Regions from separate parts of the Homo sapiens genome. Here region 2 is linked to region 1. The links are chromatin loops, found by intact Hi-C in ENCODE. Cell type or tissue: PC-9. All regions are shown on one strand. Each heading gives the region's core, and the rest is flanking DNA. Links, peaks and the distances in the headings are about the cores only.

Evidence for each region. Peaks named below come from ENCODE experiments on the same cell type or tissue, not always from the same donor. Only the 100,000 strongest peaks of a DNase experiment are listed, where the experiment ranks them.
Region 2: it touches region 1 in a loop (24-fold over the local background); 5 of 110 quality-filtered maps call a loop at or near these places.

What each region holds. Positions count from the first base shown.
Region 1 is chr20:46,021,322-46,024,226 of GRCh38, reverse strand. SLC12A5-AS1 (SLC12A5 and MMP9 antisense RNA 1) reads left to right here and starts at 2,154. Exons shown (of 3, transcript NR_147699.1): 1 at 2,154-2,703. It also overlaps a transcript of SLC12A5 not described here. RefSeq lists silencers at 2,104-2,463, 2,484-2,643. In PC-9, for the core only: CTCF peaks have their summits at 963, 1,167 (motif pointing left) and 2,537; a DNase peak (open chromatin) is centred at 2,106; H3K4me3 peaks cover 1,607 bases.
Region 2 is chr20:46,436,902-46,439,806 of GRCh38, reverse strand. The region is part of intron 3 of LOC105372633 (a long non-coding RNA gene); the gene reads right to left. Among named protein-coding and RNA genes, the nearest start is that of ELMO2, 32 kb to the right of the region's middle. RefSeq lists an enhancer at 1,499-1,558. In PC-9, for the core only: CTCF peaks have their summits at 1,245 and 1,445; a DNase peak (open chromatin) is centred at 1,506; H3K27me3 peaks cover 1,438 bases.

The DNA of each region.
Region 1 (2,905 bases), core at 89-2,588:
AGTCACTGACCACCCCACAGGTCATCAAAACTAATGGGGGATGCTCCTCCCACAAGACACACACACACACACACACACACACACAGCCTCTGCCACAGCACACAGCATTCCAGGCTCATACACACCTGCACACCCAAAGCTTGGGGGCTGTGTTTCACTTCGACCCCAGCGAAGTAGTGTGAGTACCGGCATCTGAGAGTGTGAATGGGAAAACAGCAATCACCTTGGGACATGAGAGAGGGCCGTCTTATTCCTAAGCCAGGGGATGAGGAGCGAGAGAAGAGAAGGCAAGGGTAGAGAAGCAGGATCCCACAGCCACCCTCCTCTCATCTTATGAGCATTACACACCTACTAAGTGCCAGGCTCTGGGTCTGGAACTCAGAACACAAAGATAAAGGAGATGGTCCCTGTCCTTGAGATGTTCCAATGGAGGATACCCATAAGTAAAGAAAACGACTGCCATCCACCGGGACATGTGCACTAAGGGTGCAGTGGGTGGGCCGAAGAGGAAACTGAAAAGGTTTTTGGAAAAGGTTAAATGAGCTATAACTTACAGAACGAATAGGAGTTTTCCTGGCTGATGGAGGTGGGAGAATGAATGTGGACAAGAACACCAGAAGCAAATGAGGAAAGAGAATGACAGACTTAAGGCTTTGGCCTTTATTTTGCAAGTGATGGGGGGCTTCTGTGGAGGAGGGCTAGGGAAGGACTGGAGGCAGGGAGGCCAGTGGAGAGGATGTGGTCGTGGCCATGTGAGGCTTGGAGCAGGGCGATGATGACAGAGGGGGGACCGATGCTGCCAGATTCAGGATAAGTTTCAGAGGTGAATGGCCAAGACGTGGGGATCAGTTGGATTTGCTGGAAAGAAAAAAGGAAGGGTTGAGAATGGCTCCAGAATTTCTTACTTTCAAATCTGGGAGGCTGGTAAGGTCATTCATGAAAATGAGAAAAGAGATTATGAGAAAGATGAAGAGTGGAAGGAGCCCAAGAAATCCAAGTGGCCACAACCAGGAGGCGTTCGGTTCCCGGGACTGGGGCCATTCGGAATTCCAGGCCTCAATTTGGTCATCTGTACAATGAGGAGGTCCGCCAGATAACCCCCTAAGGGTTACTCTAGGGGTTTCGGCGCTTGGGTTTGCTTCGGGGCGAGCTCACCTGCGGCTCGGCAGCGACCCCTGGCGGTCTGGGGAGGCTTCTCCTCCTCCTTCTCCTCCTCCTCCTCTTCCTCCTCCTCTTCCTCCTCCTCCTCTTCCTCCTCCTCCTCCTCCTCCTCCTCCTCCTCCCCTCGCTGGGGCCACTACAAGCCGATTCGCCTTGTTCCTTCCAGACCCGAGGGCCTCAGAGCCAGGGAGAGGACCCCTGATGAGTGCCCCCTGAGGGGAGACTGTGCACGCGCCCAGGATGCTACTTCTCCACCGAAGGCCAGAAGGATCTTTCCCCTCCCCTATACTCTGTGCCCTGCGTGTAACTTCCATTACAAGACCCTGCACAGGGCCCGCGAGGAAGACGCCCCCAACCCCGCCTGAGCTGGCTCCTCCCAACCCTTACGGAGCTCGAGCAGACAAGGAGCTAAGTGGGTCCCCAAGAGTCGGGATCAGCGACCCTACGGCATCCTCCCTGAATCTCGCTGCCCAGGATCCATACTAACTTCCCTGCCTCCCGTCTCCTTCCCGGGATCCCCAGTCGCTGTCCGCTAAGCCTCCAGGGAGCTAGAGGATTGGAGGATCCGCCAGGCACCGAGGACCCGCTGACCTGGCACCTGCCTCGGCAACCCTGACTCAGTTTTCCTCCCGCCCTCGACCCCACCCCCCTCCCAGGCCCCACTCCCATCCTCCTGGCCCAACTCATTCCCTACTAGTCCCGCCCTTTCCTGACCCCAAACCAACCTAGTCCCGCCGCCTCCCCTTTAGGGGCTCCTGACCATCCCCCTTCAACACACAGCCCCCTTTTTCCCTAGTTCCACCTCCTCACTCTGGTCCCGCTCCCTACTCGAGATGTCCCCGCCCCTTTAGTGCCCTACGGCCTACTCTCCACCTTGACCCCGGCCTTTCCATCACCAGACCCGCCCCCTTCGCCTCCGTCCAAACCCCTTCCCTGGCCCCACCCCTTTCCCTCGTGGCCACGCCCACCTCGCGTTTGGCCCCTCCCCCTCCACACTTTGCGTTCCGCGGCCCCGGCCCCTTGGTTTCCTAGTCCTGGCTCCATTCCCCTCTCAGGCCTAGGGCTGGGACCCCTCCCCGCCCCCGGTCTTGGCCCTGCCCCCTTCAACAGACGGTCCGCCCCGGCCCCTCCCCCTCGTCCCGCCCGGCCCTGGCAGGCCCCGCCCCCTGCGGCCTCTACCTTTGACGTCTTCCCCCGGGAGGTGGCGGGGGTCTGCGACCGAATGCCGGCGGGACTCTGGGTCAGGGCTTCTGGCGGGCCCTGCGGGGGGCAGCGAGGTGACCGTGAACCTGCGGCTCATGGCGCGGAAAGGAGCCAGGCGGCCGCGGCAAGGTCCGGGATCGCACAAGTGGCTGCAACCAGGCTCTAGGAGGGAGAAAGAGCGGATCCCCCAACCCCCTCCGCCCGCCCGCCCCCCGCGAGACGCGGCGCCGCGCAGGGTCCTAGTGCCCGCTGTGCGAAGGGTTCCTGAATCTGGCCACTTCGCTGGGAGGCCCTGGGCTCCCCAGTGCCACCCGAAGGGCCTGAGGAGGCCATCTGCAGGTGAGAGTCGTCCCTACAACGGGGGCACCTCTGTTAGGGTCTCCTAAACACCTGGGGCTCATTCATTCATTCATTCATTCATTCGGCACATGTCGATAGCGCTCCTGTGTTTCGGTCAATGGTGCGAGGGATACGTCGGTGGATGAGATCCACTGGCTTCTTGCCCTCAAGTGGCTTAAATTCTAATAAGGAGAAAAAGATT
Region 2 (2,905 bases), core at 90-2,589, 420 kb before region 1:
ACGCAGGCCCCTGTACACTGAGTGAGGAGACCTCCGTGTGTTTCCTGTGTCACTGCTTGCTCCCTAGGGGAGAGACTGGCTTATTTGCTGCTTGCCACAGTGTTTGCTGCTTTCTCAAAGTATGCTGAACCTTTGGCCTTGAGTTCCACAGCTTCACGGCAGCCCATGGAGTGGGTAGCATCCATCCGAGCCCATGGCGTCGCCTGTGGGACCTGAGGGCAGGGAAACCAGCGCAGCTCTGCAGATGCACATGCTGCTTGCTGCGCTTGGAGTGAGAAACTGTCTTGCTCTCATCCGTTGCCTGCCTTGGGGACCTCTAGAGCCATGGCAGGTTTACTCCTGGCCATCCTCAGTGAGCCTGGGGCTCTTTCCTAACACCCTGTCTACACTGCACCAAGAGGAAGGAGCAGCTCCCTAGGGGAACCAACCCTCCTGAGCCATGCGAGTTAGACTCACAGGACCCTGGTTCCAATTCCTCATGTGTGGTTTAGTCTTACCTGAGTATCTCTTTCTTTTATTTCCAACTTTTATTTTAAGTTCAGGGGTACAGGTGCAGGATGTGCAGGTTTGTTACATAGGTAAATATGTGCCGTGGTGGTTTGCTGCATAGAGCATCCCATCACCCAGGTATTAAGCCCATCATCCATTAGCTATTCTTCCTGATGCTCTCCTTCTTCCCACCTCTGCCCTTTGACCCCCACCCCAGTGTGTGTTTTTCCCCTCCATGCGTCCATGTGTTCTCATCACTTAGCTTCCACTTATAAGTGAGAACATGCAGTATTTGGTTTTCTGTTCCTGCGTTAGTTTGCTAAGGATAATGGCCTCCAGCTCCATCCATGTCCCTGCAAAGGACAGGATCTTGTTCCTTTTTATGGCTACATAATCCATGGTGTATATGTACCACATTTTCTTTAACCTCTACAATTGATGGGAATTTACTGGGGAAGCATCAAGATTTTCTTCTGCCACTTCTGCCTCTGTTTCTACAGAGCCTCAGTTTTTTTCTCAGTCTTTGTGGAACAGCCCTTTGCAAAAAGCCAGCACCGCAAGACTTAACCCAAGTCATTCTCACTCCTCTTCTGCTCCAACTTCTAGGAGAAAAGGGAAATCATCAGGTGATAATGCCCTAAATATCCCAAACTTCTACCCTACTCCTACCTGCCCCTCATCTTCCTTTCTGTCTCAGAGGCCAGGGAGGGGACTCCCCTCTAAAGCCAGTAAGAACCTGGCTTGGGAACTCCAGAGGAGGGGACTGTGGGCTTTGGAGTCAGAGAAAAGTGACTCTGAATGCCATTGTGACTTCTCACCACTGTGTGGTTCTGACCCAGTTATTAAACTTTGCTGGGCCACAAACCCAAGCCTAGCTCTCAGTGCACGGCCTGTGATGGATGCTGGGCAAACAGCTGCTAAATGAATGGGCTGCATTCAATTTATTGGAGGATGTTCCTGAAATGCCCAGCAGAGAGCTCTAGTTGCACAGAAAAGACTCTGCCACTTCTCTGCCTGGGTTGAAAGCTCTCTGCCTGCCAACCCCTTTGCCTCATTTCGGGCTCCCATTTTCATGAACCTACATCAATGCATAGCTCTGGCGAAACACTTTTTTGCAGTTATGTGTGTCACTACGCTTCCATCAAAGAGTCAAATCAGATAGCTTTACATTTTCATTACAATACTGCTTTTTCCCTGCCTACTTGGATTTTTTTCTGATGGGAATAAGTCATGATTTCTCAACAGGTCAAGAGAGCCCCCACAGGAATGAACATTGGTTCTTAGGATGCCCCCAACATCTTAGCTGTTACGTCTATTTGTGGCCCTCCAGGAGACCACAGTACGTAAACAGACACACAGTATATCTGCAGTATTTTATATATATATATATATTTTTTTTTTTTTTTTTTTTTTTTGAGACAGAGTCTCGCTCTGTCACCCAGGCTGGAGTGCAGCAGCGCCATCTTAGCTCACTGCAAGCTCCGCCTCCCAGGTTCATGCCATTCTCCTGCCTCAGCCTCCCAAGTAGCTGCAACTACAGGCACCCGCCACCACGCCCAGCTAATTTTTTGTATTTTTAGTAGAGACAGGGTTTCACCGTGTTAGCCAGGATGGTCTCGATCTCCTGACCTCATGATCCACCCACCTCGGCCTCCCAAAGTGCTGGGATTACAGGCGTGAGCCACCACACCTGGCCAGTATTATATTTTCATGGGGAGGTGGACAATTAAAAAAAAATGTAAAATGGTTCCTTGGAGGAGCTATAAGTTTAAAAATAAGCGTTGAGCAACACTGAAATGAGGGAAGATGAATCAAGAGAAGATACCATCATTGTCACACACTTGGAGTTAGGGACACATAAGTCTTTCCTGGAACGTGGGGTACGCATGACACTGTCCAACCTCAGCAGTTCTAACTGCAGGTCCTGTCATTGTTTAAAACATCCCACGCACCTCACCCCCACCCCAGGGAGAACTTAAGTTCCAGTGCTCTGCTCTCATCAACCCCAGAGTTTCCTCTTGCTCCTTCATACTCCCTCCCTCCCATCCCCCAATCCCCAAGGAACCACTGATCTGTTTTGTGTCACTCTAGATTAGTGAGCATTTTCTAGAGGGTGTTATATAAGTGGAATCATAGCCCAATTTATTCTTTCATTCACTTGGTGGATATTTGGGTTGTGTCCAGCTTGGGGCTGTCGTGAATAAAGCTGCTATGACTATGAATGTATAAGTTTTTGTATGGACATATGTGCTCACTTCTCTTTTTTTATTATTGGTTTTTTAGAGACAGGATCTCACTCTGTTGCCCAGGCAGGAACGCAGTGATGGGGTCACAGCTCACTGCAGCCTCAACCTCCAGGGCTCAAATGATCCTCCTACCTCAGCCTCCCAAGTAGCTGGAACTACGGGTGTAGATC